Regions from separate parts of the Homo sapiens genome. Here region 2 is linked to region 1. The links are chromatin loops, found by intact Hi-C in ENCODE. Cell type or tissue: PC-9. All regions are shown on one strand. Links, peaks and the distances in the headings refer to the core of each region. The heading gives the core; the rest is flanking DNA.

What was found. A loop is a pair of places that touch in the nucleus more often than their neighbours do. Peaks named below come from ENCODE experiments on the same cell type or tissue, not always from the same donor. Only the 100,000 strongest peaks of a DNase experiment are listed, where the experiment ranks them.
Region 2: it touches region 1 in a loop (7-fold over the local background); 1 of 110 quality-filtered maps calls a loop at or near these places.

What each region holds. Positions count from the first base shown.
Region 1 is chr7:105,770,833-105,783,380 of GRCh38, forward strand. The region is part of intron 3 of ATXN7L1 (ataxin 7 like 1); the gene reads right to left. Among named protein-coding and RNA genes, the nearest start is that of ATXN7L1, 99 kb to the right of the region's middle. RefSeq lists enhancers at 1,471-1,970, 4,823-5,406, 4,996-6,195, 5,407-5,990, 5,991-6,574. In PC-9, for the core only: no CTCF peak of the experiment used is centred there; DNase peaks (open chromatin) are centred at 5,399 and 6,619; H3K27ac peaks cover 2,677 bases.
Region 2 is chr7:105,714,017-105,726,564 of GRCh38, forward strand. All of the region lies in intron 3 of ATXN7L1 (ataxin 7 like 1), which reads right to left. Among named protein-coding and RNA genes, the nearest start is that of EFCAB10, 140 kb to the left of the region's middle. In PC-9, for the core only: no CTCF peak of the experiment used is centred there; a DNase peak (open chromatin) is centred at 4,675; H3K4me3 peaks cover 413 bases; H3K27ac peaks cover 2,762 bases.

The sequences.
Region 1 (12,548 bases), core at 1,779-9,778:
TATTCTCCAAGCTCTTGCTTCTCAAAGTGGGTTCTGTGGACCAAAAGCACCAGCATCACCAAGGATCATGTTAAAAATACAGACCTGGGCTAGGTGCAGTGGCTCATGTCTGTAATCCCAGAACTTTGGGAGGCCGAGGCAGGCGGATCACGAGGTCAGGAGTTCAAGACCAGCCTGACCAACATGGTGACATCCCGTCTCTACTAAAAATACAAAAATCAGCTGGGTGTGGTGGTGGGCACCTGTAATCCTAGCTATTCAAGAGGCTGAGGCAGGAGAATTGCTTGAAGCCAGGAGGCAGAGGTTGCAGTGAGCCGAGATCGCGCCACTGCACTCCAGCCTGGGCGACAGAGCAAGACTCCGTCTCTGATAATAATAATAATAATAATAATAATAATAATAATAATACAGACCTACTGAATTGAATCAGAATCTGCATTTTTACAAGATTTTTTGGACGATGTATATGCACAGTAAAGTTTTGAGAATCAAAGGACAGGGAAGCAGGTGTCAAGCAGGGAGGAGGAGCCCCCTGATGTTCTCACTGAAAATTATGACAAATGACAAATCTGATTTATGAAAATAGGTCCTAGTAGTGGATCATAGGATTCTGAGTTCCCCTTTGTCCAATCCTACTTCAGAACACTTTCGGGAACTTGAGAGAGAGATTATGAGCTGTGAATGAAGTATCACTTGAACTTGAGATGTGCCCCAAAGCATCTCAGGGTGTAAAACAGTGAATCAGCCAAAAGTTCATGCTTCACAAATTAATCAGGGTGCCTCTAATCCCCTATGAATTAGTAGGCTGAGAAGCATTGCCAGTGTTTTGGGCCATGATTTCAATTCTTTATTGTAATTACCAGTTGACTGTAAGTGGGTAAAGTATGCAAAGATTTTTGTGTTATCTGAGAAGACAGAGATTGTGGATAACTTTAGTCTTTAAAAACTAAAGTTCTGTATGCATGTTAAAAACGTAATGGCAATCATTAAACATATAGATTTTAGAAATAAAATCTATTGTGACCAAGATACCAGGGGGAAAAATGGGGACAGGTTAAGGAAAATTGTACTAATCTAATGGAAGGCAGAAAAGGAGAACAAAGAAGCAAACAAAAAGCAATGTAAACGGAAATATAAATTAGAAGTTAGAAATAAGTCCAAATATATAAAGTAGTTACAATAATTGTAAATGGATAAAACTCACCTATTAAAAGACAATATCAGATTGGAATTTTTTTTTTTTTTTTTTTTTTTTTTTTGAGACAGAGTCTCGCTCTGTCGCCCAGGCTGAAGTGCAGTGGCACGATCTCGGCTTACTGCAACCTCTGCCTCCAGGGTTCAAGCGATTCTCCTGCCTCAGCCTCCTGAGTAGCTGGGATTACAGGCACATGCCACCACACCTGGCTTATTTTTGTATTTTTAGTGGAGATGGGGTTTCACCATGTTGGCCAGGCTGGTCTTGAACTCCTGACGTCAGGTGATCCGCCTGCCTAGGCCTCCCAAAGTGCTGGGATTATAGGCATCAGCCACTGTGCCTGGCCAGATTGGACTTTTTAAAAAGCCAGCGATATACTGCTTTACAAGAGAGACACCTAAAACAAAATGACACAGAAAAGTTGAAAATAAAAGATTGGAAAGAAATAAATGAGGCAAATACATATTGACCCAAAGAAAATTGAATAGCAATCTTAATCAGATAAAATAGAACCTAAGGCAAAAGCATTAATAGGCACAAAGACACCACTACTAAAAAGACCTCACAATTAAGCTTACATATACCCAACAGGACAGCCTCAAAATTGTAAAGCAAAAGGTGTCAGAGTTACAGGAGAGACTGACACACTTAGAATTATCACAGGAGACTTAAAACTCTCTTCCCAGAAATTACAGAGCAAGCAAACAAAAAATGGCAAGAATGAATAAGATTTAAACAAAATAAACAATATATGGAATACTGTACACAAGAGAGACATTAAATAAATTTTCTAATAATACATGATCTAAATTACAAAATATACAATAAATATATGGAACTCTGCCCACAACAGAGAGATTATATACATTTTTCAATCACGTGAGACATTTACAAAAGTGGTTCACATGCTAGCTAGTCACAAAGGAAGTTATCATGAATTATAAAATGGATAACCTATAACTAATGTTCTCTGACCACCATCAATTAAACAAGAAATCAAAAATAAAACAATAGTAAGGCCACTCCCTCACCATCCTTTACATCTGAAAACTAAAATCACATTCCTAAATTACCATCTGGCAGTGGTGTGGTTTTTTTCCTATGTGTGGCCTAGTTGCTATGGGACTAGTTAATTTACATGACAATTATCAGGGGTATCACAAGAAGCAGGAAACTCCCAGACCATTGTAGCTTCATTATTTTCTATTTTGAACTAAACTCTAAGCCAAAGGGAAAGTGAAGCACCTGATTCCCACAAGACAAGAAGGGCATGTGTGAATTAATTATGACCTAGTCATACGGCACTAGAAGCTGCTCTTGGTACATTCCCAGGCCCATGCCCTGCACTGCCACACTATACCCATCTCTTTCTGCTCGCCAGTGCTGGGTGGATGACGAGACTGTCCTTGAATTGCCCCTGGGACCTGGGAAAAGGTGCTATTTAATGGCTGTGGCACCTTACAATTAATGTCATCCTGGAATCGAGAAAATACCGTAGTTAACTGTTTGTAGGGGACCTTCTGTCTGCTCTTTCACTTCTGAAAAAGGAGTGGGAAAGGCTAAACAGGAGACACAGGGGGAAGATATAGGCCCAGGTATCTCAGGAAAAATGAGCACTTCCCCCTAAAAATCCCCCCAATCAAAACCAAAACCAGATGGATAGTTCCTCCCCAGGATGTGCTACCAGTCCAATGCAACTCCAGTGCCGGCTGAATAATGAAACAAATACAAAAAAGAAACCCCCTAACAACTTAAAAAGGATGGAACGCAGGATCGTGGTAACATTGATCAAATCACATTGATGGCAGGCCTACAAGTTGTGTAGACAAGTGAGGGTCGGGGAGAAGTGGTTAAAAAAAATAAATGATAGGACCGTAGTTCTTCAGCCTGCATGTGGGGCACCGGGGAGGGCAAAAAGTCCAGTGGTTTCTTGGCTCACAAACATTACAAGCCACAGAGGAGGGCAGCTCTGGGGTACACCCTCTTCCTCTGGCCACCCCACTTGTCTCCCAGGCTGGCTCTGCACTGCCACCATCACCAGTACCCACCTCAAAGAGCAGCTAAGGCAAAGGTTGGCCATAAGGGCTAGAAGTTCCTCACCACCAAACCCTAGGGACCCATGGGTTTGTTGTAAGAATATGACAAAGGCAGCTCAGCCAAGAAAGTGGGAGGAAAATTTTCAAAGGGCCACCATCTAGCCCCTGCCTTCTTAAACGCACCGGGAAACTTGATTCATGTTTTTGGAGCTAGTGTCACTATCAGGATGATGCCCAGAGCTGACAAATGCAGGTCACAGGATTAGGGTGTCAGTCAGAGCCAGCAACCCTTTTTTTTTTTTTTTTGAGACAGAGTCTCCCTCTGTCACTCAGGCTGGAGTGCAGTGGCACGATCTTGGCTCACTGAAACCTCCACCTCCCAGGTTCAAGCGATTCTACTGCCTCAGCCTCCCTAGTAGCTGAGATAACAGATGTGTGCTACCACACCTGGCTAATTTTTTGTATTTTTAGTAGAGACGGGGTTTTGCCATGTTGGCCAGGCTGGTCTCCAACTCCTGACCTCAAGTAATCCACCTGCCTCAGCCTCCCAAAATGCTAAGATTACAGTGTGAACCACCGCGCCCGGCCCCGCAGCCTTCTCATTAATAAGAAGAGCACTACCATATACTCATTAATAATGAGTATTATTAATGCGCTTTGGTTAAGAGGGTTGCCTCATTTAAGAAGGTGCTTGTTTAAGAAGATTACATATGGGGTGGAGGCAGCCACTTATAAAGATGAGCAGAAAACCACAGCCACAATGTAAACTAAGCCATTGTTATCTTAGGAAAATGCACCCCTAGAGAAGGCTTCGGAATTTGAGAAAATAATTCAGGGGGAGAAAAGCAAAGTATCTATGACGCTAATAAACAAACAAATAACAGAAACCAAATCTTAAGACATCTGTAGTTCCAGCATGGTAAAACAAAGACAATGGTTGCTTTCTCTGGAAAAAAAAAAGATTATTTTTTCCAGGTAAAGTGGGATTCATCATAGTGAAATGGTTTACTGACTCTTTCATCCTTTATGCCCCCCAATTTATGTTTTGCCCTAGACCTATCTATTTCCTATGAGTCTCCTATGCAGCATTCCCAAATTTGCACCCAGTTTTCAGAAGCGCCTGGCCCTGCAAAGGAGCAAGGGAAAGGTCCTACCCAAACAATCAACGGTATTCCCCGATTCTAGGATGCCATTAATTGTGAGATGTAACATTAGTTTAACAGCACCTTTTTCTGGGGAGGGGGGAACCCAGAAAGAAAGCCTGGCAAAGTAGCTCTACACATCATGGGAAGAAGCACTGCGGGTTTAGAAAAGATATAGCTTGGAAGTATCTTTAGAGATTTGTAGCATCTGGGGGCAAGCCTGCACACAGGTTTCTAGCATGTGACACTCCAGGAAGGAGTCAGTAACTCTCCGTGATCCCAGATGAAGACATAAGAATCGGCTCCTTGAGAATACTCCGAGGGCCTCCCTAAAGAAAATTGATGCAGAATGCTGCAGCTTACATGGGATTGGGTTCTAGTGTCAGGGTGGGAGGCGAAAATCCTGTAGGACAAAAACTCCTCTTGAAAGAGTACAGTACACGTAGTATGTGGGACAGTGGGCCCTTCCCATGGCCAGTTTCTCCTCCAGAGTTGGGAAACATCTTTGTTTCTTTGCTCAGACACCAGACGAAAGGGTGAGCTAGTGTCTAGGCCCACGTTCTTAGGAAAAACATGCAGTTTTGTTGTTCTTGTTGCCCACTGCATGTGGCTGAATTTGGATGAGGGCGATGTGACTCCAATGTGAAATAGATGCATTTTTGTTTTTGACTCCAAGACCTCTTGGCGCTTTAATGTGCTAATAGCTGCTATGAGGCTCTGGGAGGGGGAGTCTGGCACAGTTTCCCAAGGGTATGCATCTACCCAAACCCTTGTTCTTCGTATGGGCTCACTGTTCCAGAGAAAGCACTGTTTGGGAGATGCTTCTCTGCTTATGGCTCAGGATAGGGAGAATTCCGAGATGACCTTTTGAATCAGCGCTGCTAACATTCTTTACTCAGATTTAAATACAGGAATGTTTGTTACCCGAATTCTCCTCGGTGGATACAGCTCTGAGGAATGGAATGGAGCAGCCTGTATGGCAAGGACACACCAGTGATGAGTCAGAAGCCAGGGGTCACGTTACAGCGAGAGCCCTCCAGCAATCAGCTGTGGTCAGGGATCAAAGCCATGGCCTCCCCACTGCTCACAGAGGGATGCCTTTCCAACTGCGTCTCAACAGAGTTGGTCATTCTCTTTCAAGCAGCCATGTCTTCCAAATGATTGTACTTGCTTACATGTGGAATTTGGCTTATTCATAATTGGTGAGCCAATTTCCCTTCCTTGCTGGCTTCCTTCCTTCTTTCTTCCAAGATTCTTTTTTTTTTAAGAAAAACAAACAAACAAACAACCCCCCCCCCAAAACAAACAAACAAACAAAAAACAGTATATTGGGCATCAACTTTTGAGATCCAGCACTCCTTGTGTGGACTCAGGGAATTGAATGGTGAGCCTGACAGGGGTCCTTGTTCCTTGAGAGTGTGAGAGGGGGGAGGGGTGGATAAGTACATAAGAATTTGCACCAGCCACCATATATGCTAATATTGGTGAAGCAGAAGGTGCCAACAGCACTTGAATTTGGGATTGGAGGAGTGCTTCCTTCTGCCTGTTTATCCACCTGTTTATCCCAGACACTTTTTTTTTTGAGACATAATCCTGCTCTGTCACCTAGGCTGGAATGCAGTGGCACAATCTTGGCTCACTGTAATCTCTGCCTGCCAGGTTCAAGCGATTCTCGTGCCTCAGCCTCCTGAGTAGCTGGGATTATAGGCACGTGCCACCATGCCTGGATAACTTTTGTATTTTTAGTAGAGCTGGGGTTTTACCATGTTGGCCAGGCTGGTCTGGAACTCTTGACCTCAGGTGATCTACCCACCTTGGCCTATCCCAGACACTTCTGAGTGTCTACTAGAAGCCAGGAAAAGTGCTCCCTGGTGGGACTCAGCGATGCCCAAGGAACAGTCCTAGCCTTCAGGAACTCACTGTCTAGTGTTCACAGTGACTCTTCTGCACAGTAATCAGTGCTATAGGTCACAGAGATGCAGAGGGCAAAGGAGCCAGCTGACGATTGAGTTGGGTGGCAGCTAAGCCCAGCATACATGCCAATAAAACACTGAGGGTACTGCCAGCCTAAAAATGGTGCCTGTTGGTGAAGCAAAAATGAAGTCATCTGTCCTTGGAAAAAAATCTCAAGACACAAATAAAATCACCTATTGTCAATTGGCTATTGTCAAGGCCAACAACCCTCAGGTTGCTAACTTAGCGACCTCTTCTCTTTAGTGTCTTACTCAACCTCTTGGCATTTGACATGATCTATGAAACGCTTTCTTCTCTTGGCTTCCGTGTAGTCATTCTCTGCTGCTTTTTCTGCCAAGTCACTGGCCATTCTCCTTCAACCTAACTCTAAATAAATGTTGACTCTTCCCTTTCCAATCTAATCCAATCCATTCTGTCAGCAAATTCTGTCAGCTACATTTCCAAAATAGATCTCGAGTTTATCCTTTTCTCTCCATCTCCACGGCTACCACGATGATCTGTTACCGCTAGCTATGCATTAGCTCCTTCCGGGTCTCCTGGGCTCCACTGCAGCCAGAGTGAGCTTCAGAAAACAGAAACCAGATTATGCCTTTCCCTCACTCAATACCCCCCAGTGTCTTAGCACCACACGTAGAGTAAAACCCAACCTTCAGACTCTGTTCTACATGACTCTGACATTCTGGTCCTTGTCTACTACTCTGAAGCCCTCAAATGTGCCTTGTTTGTTTTTACTCTTCTGTGTTCTCTGCTGGGACACTCTTGTGACAGCTTTTCACATGGCTTGATCATGTATTTGTTTATGTTATTTAACCTACCAGAACATAAGCCTCAAGAAGCCAGGCCCTTATTTGTCTTGTTCACTAATGCATCTGCAGCATTAGAACAGTGCCTGGCATATAGCAGGTGCTCAATAAATATTTTTCAAATAAACAAATGAATTGAAACCATGTGACTCTGGAGAATGTAATCCAAGACATTCAGCCTTCAAGAAATAGGCTTTGATGAGATAATAAGTAGAAGATTGTTTCAATTAAAAATGAATTCTGGCTGAATGTGGTGGCTCATACCTGTAGTCCCAGAACTTTGGGAGGCTGAGGCAGGAGGATCGCTTGAGCCCAGGAGTTTGAGACCAGCCTGGGCAACATGGCGAAACCCGCATCTCTACAAAAAAAAAAAAAAAAATTAGCCAGACATGGTGGCTTATGCCTGTGGTCCCAGCTACTCGGGAGGCTAAGGTGGGAGGATCACCTGAGCCTGGGAAGTTGAGGTTGCAGTGGGCAGTGATCATGCCACTGCACTCCAGCTTGGGCAACAGAGGAAGACCCTATCTCAAAAAAAAAAAAAAAAAAAAAAAAACAAAGACTAAATAATCCTAAAGTTATGAAGATCCTATTAATTTATTTCTAAATTTGAACTGAACCATTATATCTGCTGTGTGCTTATTTGCAACATTTCTACTCGATTCACAGAAACATGAAAAAAGAGAATTTCACTGAATGGAGGAAATTTATCTACTCTTTGTGAGTCTCATGGATCTGCTCATTTGTTGGGGATAAACAAGAAACTACAGGTAGAATTTTTAGGAGAACATATGTGGTACCCACTCCATCTCTTCTACAAGCTTCCTTCTTTTTGCTTTCATGTATTTAAAGGTCTATTTCAAATGCTGTGGTTAAGGCTCTAAACACATTCCCTATTACCAATTTATTTCTCCTTCTCCCTTACCTCAAAATTGTGTTCAAGTTCTCTGCCTATGCCAATAAGCAGAGAAGATCAGTGGTGTGGATTAAAATGAGAAAGAGCAATGAAGCTCACCTGCCCCAAGCACCTGTTATTTACTTTTCAGCATCCTACAGGGGATGGAAATGACTTTTCTGCATCAAAGTTTAGTTATGGTATTGCAGCGAGTTTGAGACACAAAACATATAACTGATGTAGTAGTTAAGGCACTCTGGAGTCAGACATTGGAATTCTGGTTCTGCCAGTTACATCAGCCTGATCTTGAACAAATTTCTTAAGTCCTCCGGGTCTCCCTTTCCTTGAGTGTGAGATAAAGATAACACGACCAGATATCACCTTAGGGTGATGGCATGATTAAATAACACATTAAAATGTTTAGCACATAGTAAGTGCTCAGTAAGTGTTTTAGCTTTATTGCTGTTATTTTTATCCTGCATTAGGGGAGTGAAAAGTGGGACCAGGTCAACCTGCTATGTTCTGGACCCAGCATTAACTTTAATTTGAGCAGTAGCAAGTCCAAAATATAAAAACTTGAAGTGAAGCAAAACATGGTCCTACTTAGTCGTAGATTCTCTCGGTTGTAATGCTTGATTTATGGGATAATCCTTCGTTAATCAGTCATTCTGTCATTTCTTTCCTTTGAGATTTTCCTAGGGTCCATCATAAGGATTTCCTTAGCATCTATAGTGTAACTGCACTTTACTAGGGATGGTGGAAAAATGAAATAAGCAAAAACAATAGCAGACATTGTTTCTGATCATAAGGAACTCAAAAGATGATATCAATACCAGGAGTTAATTCTGGATTTGGGAAAGACTGATCAAATTCAAGTTAAAAAAATTCTACTGGTGAAATAAAGTTTGCACAGATTCCTGTGCTCTTGCCAAGTCTTATTAATTAATGTTATCAAACGACAAAGAATATGTTCAATGAGAATAATTTCCTTTATTTTATACTTCTGATGTTAAAAAAATCTAGTCATATAAAAGACAACTAACAATAACAGTAACAACAATTTAATGTCAGCAAACAAATCTAACTTAATTGACAAAAAAACCCAAGCCCCACGCAATGGCAATCAACACCTTCAGAAAGGAAGTCTTGGCGGGATAATTAGCAGGTGATAATGCCCCTGACACTCTGAGAAGCCCAGGGGGCACTGACATCAGGAGGGACTAACTCTCTCTAGGGCTCAGAGGCACACATGGTTTGTCTCTTCCTCAACCAGAGGTCACCTGGAGATAGACAAAATAAAAAGAACAATTGCAGGGAACCTTGGATCCTCATGATTTAGGCTCCCATGTGTAGCACTGCTGAGACATGCTGTTCTCAGTATCCAACCAGCATCAGCATCTGGATGTACACAGAAGGATGGGGTGCCAGCCAGGACATGCCATGCCTCACTCCAGGGGTGAGTTTCTGCCACTTATTTATTTTTCTGCTCAGCCTCTCTGCTTTAGCTCACAGTTCATTAAATTCTACTGCATCACCATCAACATGAAAAACAGCTACTTGAAGGGCATTCAAAAATATAATCAGAAAAGGGAATAAAAAGCCCTCTCTGAGAAGGAGGAAAAAAAATCTAATCCTCTCTTGTCTATTGAATGACATCCAGGTTCTCTGGTTCTAAACCATTTTTTTTTTTTTAAGTAGCAGTGACATCCAAGGATTATCTCTGTCTGATGGGCGGGGTGTGCAGCCGTATGGCCTTCTGCTGAGAGGACTAGTGCCAAGTGTGGCAGACAAATTCTGTGGGATCTGTGTACATGAAGGTGTTATTTCTTTTGCCTTTAAAAAAAAATTATTTTGAAGTGGAAAGGACTGCAATTTTATGGACTGCTGTAAGATAACTTGTTTTACACTTTGCATGTATGTGTGATGGGGAAATAATTCCAATGGCTAGCTCTGTGCAAGCTGAAGGAGTCAACTTTCTACATGCGGCTGTGATTCCACAGAAGTCATTTCTGGGCATAAACACATATTTTACTTTGATAAAAAATTTAAATACAGAAAAGCATGAAATACAGTATAATAAACAGGGGCATGTTATATTTTACGGCAGTAGTTCCCAACTGGGGGCGATTTTGCACCCTAGGGGCTATTGGCAATGTCCCGAGATGGTTTTGGTTGTCAAGATTAGGAGTGGGGTAGAGACTGCTATTGCTATCCAGTAGGTAGAGGTCAGAGAAGCCACTCAACATCTTATAGTAAGACACAGAATGAGCCCCACAGCAAAGAATTATTCAGCCCAAAATGTCCACAGTGCCCATGCTGAGAAACCCTGCTTTACTGTAGGTAGTTATGTAACTATATTAGAAGATAAGGACCCCCCAAAAAATCCTACTTCTTTCATTTAGGCAAATCAGACAACTCACCATAAACGTTCACCCCAATTACAAAACTACAACCTGGATCTACCTATTATTTTTTTCTTTAATTACAATAGTCCAAATTGACTGAAAATACACAATTACTAAAAAGTAATAAAAAATTTTTTTCCAGTATAGGCACCTTGCACCTCCTTGTTTTTGTCTTACATACATGCCTGTGCACACACACAGAGCATCATCCTCTGCCCTGTCCCTGGATTCTCTCTGGGCTGAGGTAAGGACCCACCACAGCTCTGACAAGACGAAGAGTCACAAACATCTCCTTTTCCACAGTAATCACAAGTGAAAACTCTGGACAAGATTTCATTATAAATCTCTGTAGCTTATCCCTCAGTTAATAATTGTGAAACTTTTTTTTTAAAGCAAACTTTGTTGTACCACTGTGCTTTCCACATGCAAGTTCCTTTAATCAACATGAAACTTTATGAGATAAACTATTATTTCCATTTTAATACGGAAACAGAAACACAGAGGCAAAGTAACCTGCCCAAGGTCACACAGGGAATAAGGTGCAGAGCTGGAATTTTTTTTATTTTTATTTTTTGAGACAGGGAGGGTCTTGCTCCATTGCCCAGGCTGAAGTGCAGGGGCACAATCTCAGCTCACTGCACCCTCCACCTCCCAGGCTCAAGCAATCCTCCCATGTCAGCCTCCCAAGTAGCTGGAGCACAACACTACGCCTGGCTAATATTTTTGTATTTTTGGTAAAGATGGGGTTTCTCCATGTTGCCTAGGCTGGTCTCGAACTCCTGAGTTCAGGGTGATCTGCCCATCTCGGCCTCCCAAAGTGCTGGGATTACAGATGTGAGCCACTGCGCCTGGCCTAGAGCTGGAATTTTAATCTATCAAATGGGTCCTAGAGAGGTTACACTCAACCACTAGGCTCACACGCCATGTCAATGCATCAAATTGGGATGGACAGCTACGAGGGACAGAGATGCCTGCAGAGTGGAACTGGGACTCCCAAGGTAAGGCTTCTTGTTTCTGTTTCCCCCTTTCTACAACTATTCCTAAATAAGCTTATCCATTCACCTAAGGGACTTTAGAAACAAACTAATCCCTTGAAATCCTAGATCTCGTGGGGAGAAGTTTAAAAAGTGTCTAAAAGGCTGTTGGTACAGACTTAGGAAACAGACCCTAGGAAGCCATCCCTAATGGGGTGACACAGAACGTGGCTCCAAGAGCACTCCACTTCCATGCCAGGCAAAGGGTCTCCCCAGCAGTGGTTGCACCTGCTTTCTACATCTGGGATGCCAGCATGGGGCACACGATCAGGAGCAGAAGGACTGTGGCCAGCCCTGGGCGGGGGGCTCCATGTCACCCCTGTAGGACGCTATGGCACAGGCTGGATGGACCTCGGCAGGGAACGCAGAGAGATACTGGAGCTTCACGGCATTTCTAAAAGAGCTGCCATAGGGGCCTAATGTGAATGTAAACCAATATTTGCAAAGCCAAGCCCTCAGGACTCCTAGCAAATGTAATCATATTCAGGCCAGCATTTCTTGCCTCCAAGAGTGTGGGAAGCAAAAGATGAATCACAGGCGAAAGTCTGTGGGCTGACCTCAGCGTGCACATCCTCTGAGACAGGGCAAGAAATGAAGGCAGGAAGCACTTGACTGAATTGGTTTTCCCATTTTTCATAAGAAACATTCAACTTAATAAAAAATAGCCACAATTTATTGACAATCCTTTCTTTATTCCCTTACCATGTGCCAGAAAACGATACAACCTTTTTCTGTGTTCTTCACAGGAACTCTGCAAAGCAGGAATTGCCATCCTTATTTTATAGACGAGGAAAAGAAGGCTCAGAAGGTCATATAAGTAGCTCAAGGTCAAACAGCCCGTAAATGTTAGGATTCTAACCTGCCTCTGTTTGACTCCAAAATTCATGACTTTTCCACTATGACATTCTATTTTTCACACTGGTGCTGTGATATTGTGATATAATAGGAAACATATATTTGGTCTTTATCCCCAGTTTCTGGCACAGAGCTCCTAAAACCCTTGTAACTTCCTGAGTGACAGGGGTGATAGGAATATCTTTCATTGTATTGGTCTTAGTCCTCAGTTT
Region 2 (12,548 bases), core at 1,667-9,666, 57 kb before region 1:
AATAAAAGCAAACCCTGATTAAGAACTATCCATTTGAAATACTTCACATAGCTTAGCTCATCTAATCTCCACAACTCTATATAGTAGCTGCTCTTTAAATCCTTATTTTCAAGATGAGTAAGCAAGCCTAGAGAGGCTAAGTAGCTTGCCCAAGCCACCCACTAATTGGCAGGGTCAGAATTTCAATCCAAATGCTATACAACTGAACCTTCATTCTCGATTGCCACCCCTGCAGGACACACTAGGGCAGTGTTATTCCAGATGGAGCCCACAGCTCTGGATCGGAGGCATCAGTGCCTCTGGCAGGAAATGCCCCACCCTCCTGACCAGCTGAATGGGAATCTCAGGGGTGGGTCCAGGAATCTGTGCTTTACAAGCTCCTTGGATGAGTTTGCTATATGCTGAATATACCTATACTAGAGACATCCCTGAGGGAAGCTTATTTCCCAGGCCAGGCCAACAATAATAAGACCATATTACTATAGTAATATTATAATACATATTACAGTTTTGAGTCAGAAGTTTTGAGATCCTGTCCAGGTCAGTTCTTGAATGCCTGGGTCCCCTGAGGGACAGGGAGGTACTCAGAGCTCTCATATACCTCTGGGCAGAAGAGCTAATGGCATCTGGATAGCTTCTTCTGTTTTTGTTTTTGTTTTTGTTTTTGAGACAGTCTCGCTCTGTCGCCCACGCTGGAGTGCAGTGGCACCATCTCGGCTCACTGCAATCTCTGCCTCCTGGATTCAAGCAATTCTCGTGCCTCAGCCTTCTGAGTAGCTGGGATTACAGGTGCCCACCAGCAAACACAGCTACTTTTTGTATTTTTAGTAGAGACGGGGGTTTCCACCATGTTGGCCAGGCTGATCTTGAACTCCTGACCTCAGGTGATCTGCCTGCCTCAGCCCCACTGGATAACTTCTTGCTGTGGGGCACCAGTAAATTGCATGGATCCTAAGGGTTACCCTAGAAGCCCTCTGAGACCTCCTGACTGGGTTTCTTGAGGGTGCGTGTGTGGTGTCTAGGATCCAAGGCTGTCCATGTCACCCATGGGTCCTGGATGCCACACAGGACAGGTCTTCTTACAATAGTAGTAAGACCATAAGTGTAACTTGAAGTATAGACTTCACTGCTTAGCATAAACCCTGGGAGGCAGCTTGGTATATCAGAAAGAGATCACGTGTGGGCTCAAAACCAGCTCCAGCAGAAGGTACAAGCTTGGAAACTTTGGGCAAAGAACTTAACTTCTCTGAGCCTCACCTTCCTCATGTGGAGAATGGAAGTATACTATCTTACTCCCAGAGTTCACGTGGGCATCAAGTGAGATAACTAGGTAAAGTGCTGTGCTCCATATCTAGCACCCAGGAAAGACTCTGTAAATAGCAGCCTCGGTACTTCCTCAGAGCTTCCCTGTTTTCTAAAATTCATGTCCTTTCCTAGCATCCTTTACAACAGCATGAATCTTGAATTCCTTTGGCTGCCAAGCCAAGGGAATAGCTTTCAAAAAGAAAGAGGCAGCTACCCTCCTGGATAACTGGAGTAGTATGCTATCTAAACAATGCCTAAAGGCATTTCTGTAGATAGTCACTTGGAGCACATGCTCAAATGTCATCAAACTGTGGGTAGGGGTGCTCACTCAGGGACCAAGGAAATTCACATTTAAGCAATGGTTTTGTTCTCATCTCTGTGACTCAACTATACCTGGTAAAACTGTGACTAGTGGCATGTCATTAAAAGTGTATCCCCACTGCAAACCCCAGAGGTGGAGAAATGACAGTGGTGGTGAAAAACTGGCTGCAAGCACAGACCAAATTCTGCAGTGACATTTCAGTCCTTTGAGTCAAACCAATCCTCCATTTCTGGGCATATGGATACCTTGGAGGAAGCAGTTCTTCACATTTGCTGTGACTGGAGCGTCCTAATTGGCACCAGCAGGCTTCAGGTATAGGCAAAGAAAAGGAACCCCTACCCTCCAAAAAAAGCTGGGGTGGAGGCGGGGGGGATGGGAAGAGAAAAAAGAGATGGTGTTGGAGAAGAAGGAGCTTCAGGGGGCATTTATGTCATTATTACTTAAGTCATCTGAGGCCACATCTGTCCTAAGCCATTATTAGTCTGTTTTTCAATCTGGAGGAGAAGGTACAAGTAGAATTTAAGGGATATTTTTCCAAAGATGAAGAAAAAAGTCATACTACATACTTCATTATATAAATTCATTATATACTTATTATATATTTCATTATATAAATGAAAATCCCACTAGGAGATGTCAGTAGTTACTCTTCATATCTGTAATATGAAATTTCAATAAAAGGGTGCAGGTGGCAAAATAGAAACCTGAGCAGACCTCATCTTCTCATTCTTCCCGCAGCGTTTGGAGACCTCTGCAAAGACAGACTATTTTATATGGGGGCCCAGTTGTTTTCTGATCTTTTTAGATGCTGGCCCAGAAAAACAAAACCAAACCAAACAAAAGTGAGTTCTCTTGTACCTTAACTCTGGCCCTGTGGTTCTCTGTTTTTTAAAATTACAAAAAGGTCCAGGTGTGGTGGCTCAGGCTCATAATCCCAGCACTTTGGGAGACCTAGGTGGGCAGATGGCTTGAGTCCAGGAGTTCCAGACCAGCCTGGGCAACATGGCGAAAACCTATCTCTGCACACACACACACACACACACACACACACACACACACACACACACACACACACACAGTACAAAAATTAGCCAGGTATGGTGGCATGCACCTGTAGTCCCAGCTACTTGAGGGGGTGAGGCAGGAGGATCAGTTGAGCCCAGGAAGTCAAGGTTGCAGTGAGCCATGATAGCACCACTGCACTCTAGCTTGGATAACAAATCAAGAATCTGTCTCAAAAAAAGTAAATGAAAAAAAAAGAAAATTTAAAAAATCTAATTATTAAAATGATAAGTGTATGATAAAGATTTTAGAAAATTCAGATATGAATGAGGAAGAAACTAAAAATGACCCACAGTCACCATACCATTTCAGTCAAAAATACACAGATATGTACATAATTTTTTAAAAAGTGATCATACTAAGCATTGTTTTAAATGCTGTTTCCCCCCACTTTTCACATTATAAACATTTTTTCATGTTATAAATTTATTTATTTTTTTGAGATGGGGTCTCGCTCTGTCGCCCAGGCTGGAGTGCAGTGGCACAATATCAGTTCACTGCAACCTCCACCTCCTGGGTTCAACTGATTCTCCTGCCTCAGCCTCCTGAGTACGTGGGATTATAGGTGGACGCCACCACGCCTGGCTAATTTTTGTATTTTTAGTAGAGACGGGGTTTTGCCATGTTAGTCAGGCTGGTCTTGAACTCCCGACCTCGTGATCTGCCCACCTCGGCCTCTCAAAGTGCTGGGATTACAGACATGAGCCACTATGCCTGGCCTAAAATATTTTTTAAAAGATTATTTTAGAGGCTACTCTGTAGCCTATATTGTTTGTTATTCATATTGGTTGCAATTTTTTGCTATTATGGATAATTCTGGAGTGGATATCCCTTAAAGGCATGCTTGTACGCAATTTGATTTATTTACTTTATATAAATTCTGAGAAGCATAAATTTTGGTTCCAGGTCCTTGATACATCTAGTCAAATGCCCAACATGAAGGGAGCCCCAATTTACATAACCAGCAGCTTGACGGAAAGTCTGCTTTGCTTTTTCCTCATGACCACTGGGTATTACAGTAATTTCTAAACACTTGTCATTTTCATAAGTGAAAAATACTATCTGATTGTTGTAACTTTTGTTCTTAACTGCCAGTGAGGTTGAACATTTTTCAGGTGAAAATGTTTCACTCAAAATTCAATGTTTTCACTTGAGTTTCCTCCATTTTGCCTGCTCCTACCCATTCTCTAATTAGTATATTTTTTCTCATTAATCTATAAGAATTTTTGTAATGGTAAGAATATTAATATTTTTAAATTAGAAGTTGAAAACTATAACTGTTTCTTAAGACAACTATGAAATAGTTAATATCATCAAAAGCATTAAAACGTTCTTTTGGTAAAGCAGAGGAAATGGAAGGGGCAGTGAAGAGTAAATTAGATAAAATAATTCTGTGTCAAAACCTCTCCCCTTTTAAAACAACAGCAACAATAAGAAAACACCACCCATACAAATCATGATAGAGCGGCACCTTGGATCGAGTCCTGTAGCTATGCTAGATAGCCCCACACCTTCCCAGTTAATCAGCTATAGGATACCTGAGTGGGGAAGAAAGTGCACGTGGGCACTGTCCAACCCCAGTGGCCACAGGGAAGGCAGGGTATTTTGCAGAATTGGAGCCAGCAAGTAAGCAGTCCGAATTCCGAGTTCCTGGGTGCCAACTGGAGTGAGCTGAGTGATCACTAAAAAACAATATAAATGGGATCCACTTCCACCTTCAGGATGGGCAGGATTAAGGCGTATTTAAGGAAGCCACAACACAGCAGTTTGCTCTACTCACTGTTCCAAAGAGGCAGGGTCATATCTACCTTTTGGTGTGTGTGCCTGGAGGCTCCGGGGAGAGGTGGACACAGATAACCCTGAAACCTCCCAGGCAGGGAATCACCTCTTCACACACAGTTTGCATCTCTGCAGTTGACGGCAGGAGCAAAAAATGTGGCCAGCCAGGTTGGAAGGGTGACAACTGATGGAGGCATGGAACCACCTTCGGCTTGGGGCCAACCCAGGTTACTAATCACAGGTCAGGTATTCAGGTCAGATGTCCACCATTCACACGGGCTCTTTGTCTGCCAAGGCCTGGGTCCAGGCTATGAGTGTTCAAAAATAGAACAGGAAGTTCAGAAAAAAGCAGAAGCCAAGAGAAGGTTACAGCATGGGAGGGCAGGCTTGGGAGAGAGGATTTATCTTGTGGGGAGGACCTCCCAGTTTAGGAGAGAAGCACCTGCTCTAGGCACAGGAAGACATCACAAACAGGTGATGAACAGCAGCCGGGAAGCAAGGGGCCTGTTGTGTTTCCATGTTACATCCTGATTCCAGGATGAGCAAGACTAGGAAACAGACCAGTTTACAGTGGCCACCAGCCTCACAGACTGTACCTATTAAAATGGAATGATTCTTCTGTCCTTTTGTGAGCAGGAGCCGAAGAACAGGTAAATGAAGGGAAGCAAAGGAAAGAGAAAGAGGCCTGGATGGGTGAGGGGAGCATTTGTGATCTTGGCCCACTCAGCGCCCATCCCCCTTCTTCTCTTCTTCCAGTAACAGCACCTTGATTTTCCTCCTGGGAGCACCCTCCTCCACATTCAGTCTGGGAGGCTCCCACAGAGTAGCCCCCGCCCTACAGGGTCTAGTTCAAGGACCCTCATGAAGTCCTCTCAAGGGGATGTGGGTAGTTGATAAAATCATTATCCCAGATATTTGTGTAAGGCCTTATAGTGTAAGGGTTTCCTTATAGAAATTTCCTATTTGGGGCTTTGGGTCTTTCTGGCTTCCTAAATTCATGTATAACCTTGTCTCTTGGTTCACTGGGTTGAGATTCCCTAGCCCCCTGCTGTGCTAACTGTACCCCAGGGACATATCCCACAGCTTCCTCCTAACTGCAGCAGGAGCCAGCGCAGAGAATGAGGTCAGGGCTCTTGGCCTTCTCAGAGAAGCGGACTAAGCCTAGGAATGATTAGATTTTGCTTTGGGGAAATCTGATACCTATTCAAATAGGGGGTGTACCTGGAGCCCACAGTGGAAATGGGAAGGGTTAGGATTTGGCAGCTCCATCAACAGAAGACAGATAAAAACTCACCACTTACAGAAAAAGCAGGGGCAAAAGCAGTGAGCGTTCCTTTTGGAGTAGATTTCTGCTTTTCAGCAAGCGCAGGGAACAGAAAGATCCAGCTGTGAAGGGGCCAGCGAATCATGCATTTAAAAGTTGCAATGCCAGGGCCTAGGAAAGGAGGCCTCTCTTCAGCCGTGACCCCACTTTGGATTCTTCCAAAACCCAGGTGATCATATAATCCTTTAAACGTCTCTGGCCCCTTTAACTACCAAAGCCCAGTGACATCTTAATAAGAAGCCTGGTGGCATAGTCTTGGATCTGGAGCCAGGAGTGTGCTTCTTGCTTCTTTAAATAGTCCGAATACCATGTAGGAAGCCTGAAATCTTGATCTTGGTATAGCCCTTGGGTCAGTTACCTCTCTGGACAGCTTTCCCTAGTGCAGGTGGTTAATTCTTTCATATCTGCAGAGTGCAGACTTGAACAGACAGAATTAACACTGCCTCTTGCCTACAGTGCTTACGCCTGTAATCCCAGCACTTTGGGAGGCTGAGGTGGGTGAATTGCCTGAGGTCAGAAGTTCGAGACCAGTCTGGCCAACATGGTGAAACCCCATCTCTACTAAAAAAAAATACAAAACCTGCCTCTTGCCTAGGTTAGTGCTAGGTACCGTTCATTCATTCATTCAGAGACAGGGTCTTGCTCTGTTGCTCAGACAGCAGTGCAGTGTTGTGATCACAGCTCACGGCAACCTCTGCCTCCCAAACTCAAGTGATCCTCCCACCTCAGCCTCCCGAGTAGTTGGGACTACAGGCATGTGCCACCATGCCTGGCTAATTTTTAAAAAAATTATTGTAGAGATGAGATCTCATTACATTGCCCAGGCTGGCTTTACTATTTTTGGTAGAGACGGGGTCTCAATATGTTGCCCAGGCTGGTCTTGAACTCCTAGGCTCAGCGATCCTCCAGCCTCAGCCTCCCAAAATGCTGGGATTACAGGCATGAGCCACTGTGCCTGGCTCCTTCTCTACCGCAGAGGAGTTGGTGGTGTCTTCTGGGTATCCACTGGAAAATTCCAGGGCACTCTACCTGTCCAGCAGAGCTGAGCACACCTTGGGATGTGCTCCCAAGGGAAGCTCTGCCTCCCTCCACTCAGGCCAAGCTACTTGCTGGACTTCCTGCCTATGGCCTCTCCATTCTCTTCAGACCTCGGGCTGTAGGAAGTTTCCCTCAGCACCACACATGGCTTCGCTGCCCTGCCTCTAACCCCACACAAATTCTAGCCAGGAGACCCTGCACCCACCCCAACAGGCTGAGCAGCAACAACCACGACCACCCAACACCAAATGTTGCTGCCGGGTGTGAAGTGGCCGGTCCAGAACACGGGGTCCCTGACTGGACTCACAGGGCCAGGGCTGGGAATCTTCCCCGCACCTCTCTCAGCTGGCACAGGAGAGAGGGCACACAAGAGAGAGCTTCAGGGTGACAGGGCACAGAAGTCACCCAAATCTCTGACTCTGTTCATGGCCATCATGGTTTCCAGCTTCCCTTGAGGGAGGCAGAAAAAGGGGAGAAACTGAAGGCCTGACTCAAAAAATAAAGGGTTGGGTGGGGGACAACGGGGTGCGAAGCGGAGCTGCTGGAAGGATTCCTGGACCATTCAGCACAGCGGCCTTGGAGCAGCTCATCACTAATCACGGTGTTCTGAGGCTCCGAATGCTCTGCGCAGGCCAGCTGGGGCACCGCTCTGCTGTGCCTGCATCCCGCCCTTACAGATGCTCACAGCCACGCCTGAGGCTTTGCCACATGGGAAGTAGTCTCCTCCCAGGGCTCTGGTCGGGGACAAGGGGACAGTACGAGGCTTGCACTAACTTGGGTGTCATTCCTTTGTGACCTCGTTTTGTAAAAATCGTGAACACCCTAGACCTGAGAGGAGGACCAGCCCAGATGAAAGCTTGGAAGAATTCCCAGGGGCTGGTGGCAGTCTCAGCCTGGCTGCTCTGCCCAGGGACATGGCCCACAGGGCTCTGCTTTCCCTGCTGCCAGCTCCTCAGCTGGAGACAGCATGGCCAGTGGAGGCCTCCTGTGGCTGCTTCTCTCAGACCAAACTCCTTTGAGAAATTTTGACATGAATGAGAATAGGGTAGCCTAATTGAAATACAATGGGGTCTTCCTCCTAAATTCCCACCTCTAAGCTAGTTTTCTCTTGGGAGGGACTAGTGCTCTCTTTTTAAGAGGGGTGTGTGTGAGTGAGTGAGTGAGTGTGTGTATGCGCACACATAGGTTAACAGTTTGGTTCTAATTTAGTTGCCTGTCCCAACTGCATTGTTTACTGGTAGTGGTAACTTTACTTCATCATATAACCTGCTCTTCACAGTGGCTTCAAAATGCATTGTAACTCATCACTGGTACTACCATGCCCTCAGACATCATGAAGACAGGCTGAGGGCAGGGCTGGGACTATGTGTGTACACGTGCGTGCCTGTGTGTGCCCTCACAGTTAAAGTGGGGTCCATATTAAGAAGATACAAAGGCCGGGCACAGTGGCTCATGCCTATAATTCCAGCACTTTGGAGGCCAAGGCAGGCAGATCACCTGAGGTCGGGAGTTCAAGACCAGCCTGGCCAACATGATGAAACTCTGTCTGTACTAAAAATACAAAAATTAGTTGGGCATGGTAGTACAGGCCTATAGTTCCAGCTACTCAAAAGGCTGAGGCATGAGAATTGCTTGAATTGGGAGGCGGAGGTTGCAGTGAGCCAAGATTGTGCCACTGTACTCCAGCCTGGGCAACAGAGTGAGACTCTGCCTTAAAAAAAAAAAAAAAAAAAAAAAAAAAAAAAAAAAAAAGGTTGGGCTGTGGCTTACGCCTGTAATCCCAGCACTTTGGGAGGCTGAGGTGGGCGAATTGCCTGAGGTCAGGAGTTCGAGACCAATCTGGCCAACATGGTGAAACCCCATCTCTACTAAAAAAAAATACAAAAAAATTAGCTGGGCGTGGTGGCATGTGCCTGTAATCCCCACTACTCGGGAGGCTGAGGCAGAGGAATTGCTCGAACCAGGGAAGTGGAGGTTGCAGTGAGCTGAGATTGCACCACTGCATTCCAGCCTGGGCGACAGGGTGAGACTCCGGCTCAAAGAAATAAAATAAAATAAAATAAAATAATAAAATAAGATACAAGCCAGGTGTAGTGGTGTGCACCTATAATTCCAGCAACTTGGGAGGCTGAGGAGGGAGGATTGCTTGGAGTCAAGAGTTTAAGACCAGCCTGGGCAACATAGCAAGACCCTATTTTAAAAAATGTACAGCACCACTGCCAGTTTTTAGGGAGTGTGGTTCTGGGTCTCGATGCCCTCACTCTTTGGATACATGACGTGGGGTGTATCATTTCATACTGAGGTCTCTGCAAAGCAGAGGGGCTAAGAGGGCTCGGGGTTAGACACACCTGGGTTTGAATCCTGATTCTGCCACTTTCTAGCTGTTAGTCTTTGGTCAAGTTCCTTTTCTCTGTATGCCTCACTTTCCTCATCTACAAATTGGAAATATTGAGAGTTCCTATTGCAAAGTATTGCTGTGATGACTAAATATGTGAATACATATCAAGCGCTCAGAAAACTTCCTGGCACACAGTATGTATTCAATAAATATTTAGTATTTATATTATTCAACAGATAGCAGCTGTTATTATTATAAATAAAAAAGGGTGGGAAGTTGGACTGAATCACACTTAGGTCTTTTGCAGCTCTAAAATCCCACAGTTTTATGATGTTATGGAAGACTCAACAGATCCTGAATGGATCCTTTAAAAAACACACTAGCCAAAGGGAGAGAGGCCACAAAGAATTTAAGATGAGGCTGCCCACCCTGCTCCTGGCCCCTGTATGTGCACTTTGTGTCAAAGCCCATGTGTTTCAGGTTGGCACACACCAAGACAGCACCACAGCCCTGCAGCCTCTTCCCTTGTGAAGGCAGCGGAGCGAGGTCAAAACCCTTTTTGTTTTGCCTGTTTGTGGATTCTAGCTCCATCTCCCAAGCTGCTGCTCCATTATGCTGGGCTGTTTAACAGGGCCGCCAGGGTCAGGGCTAGCAGGCTTCAAGTGTCCATGCGGCTGCTGAGACACTCTACTGGTACTTGACTTTGCTGCAAAGTAGGGAGGAAAAGGAGAAGTGATGCTTGCTGAAAAGTCTGGATTTTAGAACTGAAAGACACTGCTCGATGTAGGACTAAAATCCTTCTTTGATGTAACGAGGATATTTGGGTTTAAAGTCTCCTTTTTCAAGAGGACCAAAAGATGAGGTGTATTAGTTTCCTAGGACCGCTGTAACAAAGTACCACAATTTGGGGGGCTTACAACAACAGAAATTTAGTTTTCATCATTCAGGAGGCCAGACTCTGAAATCATGGTGTTGGCAGGATTGGTTCCTTCTGGGGGCTCTGAGGGAGAGCCTCTTGGAATTATTTCCTACGTGGTTGGAAGTTTGGATGGATGTGTGAAAGCTGATAATTTTCTGTGCTGCTGTTTAATCAGAAATGGAAATTAGGGCCGGGCGCAGTGGTTCACACCTGTAATCCTAGCACTTTGGGAGGCCAAGGCAGGCGGATCACTTGAGGTCAGGAGTTTGAGACCAGTCTGGCCAACGTGGCAAAACCCCATCTCTACTAAAAATACAAAAATTAGCTGGGTGTGGTGGTGCATGCCTGTAATCCCAGCTACTCAGGAGGCTGGAACACGAGAATCACTTGAACCCAGGAAGCAGAGGCTGCAGTAAGCTGAGATCACGCCATTGCACTCCAGCCTGGACGACAGAGCAAGACTCTGTCTCAAAAAAAAAAAAAAAAAAAAAAAAAAAAAAGGAGGCCGGGCGTGGTGGCTCACGCCTGCAATCCCAGCACTATGGGAGGCCGAGGCGGGCGGATCACCTGAGGTCTGCCTCTCTCCTCACTTCTGTTGTCACCAGTGATCTTCACTGTTCTTGGGATTGTGGCTATATCACTGTCAATCTTCGGCTTGGTCTTCACATGGCCTTTTCCCCTGTGTGTCTCTGGTTCTAAACCTTCTCTTATTCTCTTTTTTCCCTCTGTTTTTGTTTTTTGGACACAAGATCTTGCTCTGTCGCCCAGGCTGGAGTGCAGTGATGCAATCATAGCTCACTGCAGCCTCAAACTCCTGAGCTCAAGGGATCCTCCCACCTTAACCTCCTGAGTAGCTGGGATTATAAGGCATGTATCACTATGCCTGGCTGACTTCTTTTATTGGTGCCCTATAAAGATTGGTACTACCTGAATTCAGTACAACTTCATCTTTACTTAATTACATATGCAGACCCTAGTTACAAATAAAGTCACATCCACAGGTAGGGAGTGGGTAGAATTTGAGCCTATCTTTTTGGGAAGACACAATTTAACCCATTGTGACCTTGTTAACAGGGCAAACAAGGTCCAGAATACAAAGCTAAAGAGAGAAGAAAGAGAGAGTTTACTGTCTGGCCACTGGTAAAACGAAAGAAATCACCTCTGTTATGAGACAAGCTATAAAACAATAATAGGTGGAAGCAACCAGACCCCCTCCATCTTTGCACTCCCCATGCCGGAGCCAGTTGTGACAAATTACAGGACTGTTGGGGGAATAAACCATTAATGATTGATGTTCCAAGAAAAGCTGCCTCACTAACCTTTAGAAAAATCTATTTGAATCCTTCCTTACTTCCTCTTCAGATGGTGTAGTCTACAACATTCCCCAGTGCATGGATTGGCAGGTAGAGCTCTCTTTGTGAGGAATCTGCTCTCCAAATGGGAAGCACATACATTGCGAGCAACTTTAATTTCCATTTCCTTTTTTTTTTTTTTTGAGATGGAGTCTCACTCTGTCATCCAGGCTAGAGTGCAGTGGCGCCATCTTGGCTCACTGCAACCTCCCCCTCCCAAGTTCAAGTGATTCTCGTGTTTCAGCCTCTAGAGTAGCTGAGATTACAGGCATTCACCACAACGCCCAGCTAATTTTTGTATTTTTAGTAAAGATGGGGTTTCACCAGGTTGGCCAGGCTGGTCTCGAACTCCCGACCTCAGGAGATCCGCCCGCCTTGGCTTTCCATAGTGTTGGGATTACAGGCGTGAGCCACCACGCATGGCCTCCATTTCTTTTTTCTTTCTTTCTTTTTTTTTTTTTTTTTGAGACAGAGTCTTGCTCCGTCGTCCAGGATGGAGTGCAATGGCATGATCTCAGCTTATGCAGCCTCCGCCTCCTGGGTTCAAGTGATTCTTGTGTCCCAGCCTCCTGAGCAGCTGGGATTACAGGCATGTACCACCACACCCAGCTAATTTTTGTATTTTTAGTAGAGATGGGGTTTTGCCACTTTGGCCAGGCTGGTCTCAAACTCCTGACCTCAAGTGATCCGCCTGCCTTGGCCTCCCAAAGTGCTAGGATTACAGGTGTGAACCACTGCGCCCGGCCCTAATTTCCATTTCTGATTAAACAGCAGCACAGTGAATTATAAGCTTTCACACATCCATCCAAACTTCCAACTATGTAGGAAATAATTCCAAGAGCACAAAGAAGGCTCTAGGAGCATACCTCTGGCCTGTGGCAGGACAGAATCCACTGTTCACCTTATTTTAGGATGCTTAATGTATCCCCCATCCCTCAGGCAGCACAGAAGTTACCTTACATGTCCCTTAGTGTGAACAAACCAAGGCTGAGCAGAGAGTCTGAGGTGATGGCTGGCAGAACCAGGTGTGGACAAATTCAGGAAAGCAGCGCTGTCACCTTCCCCTCTGTCTCCTTAGTGCTGGGCTTCATGCTTGGCACCCAACACAC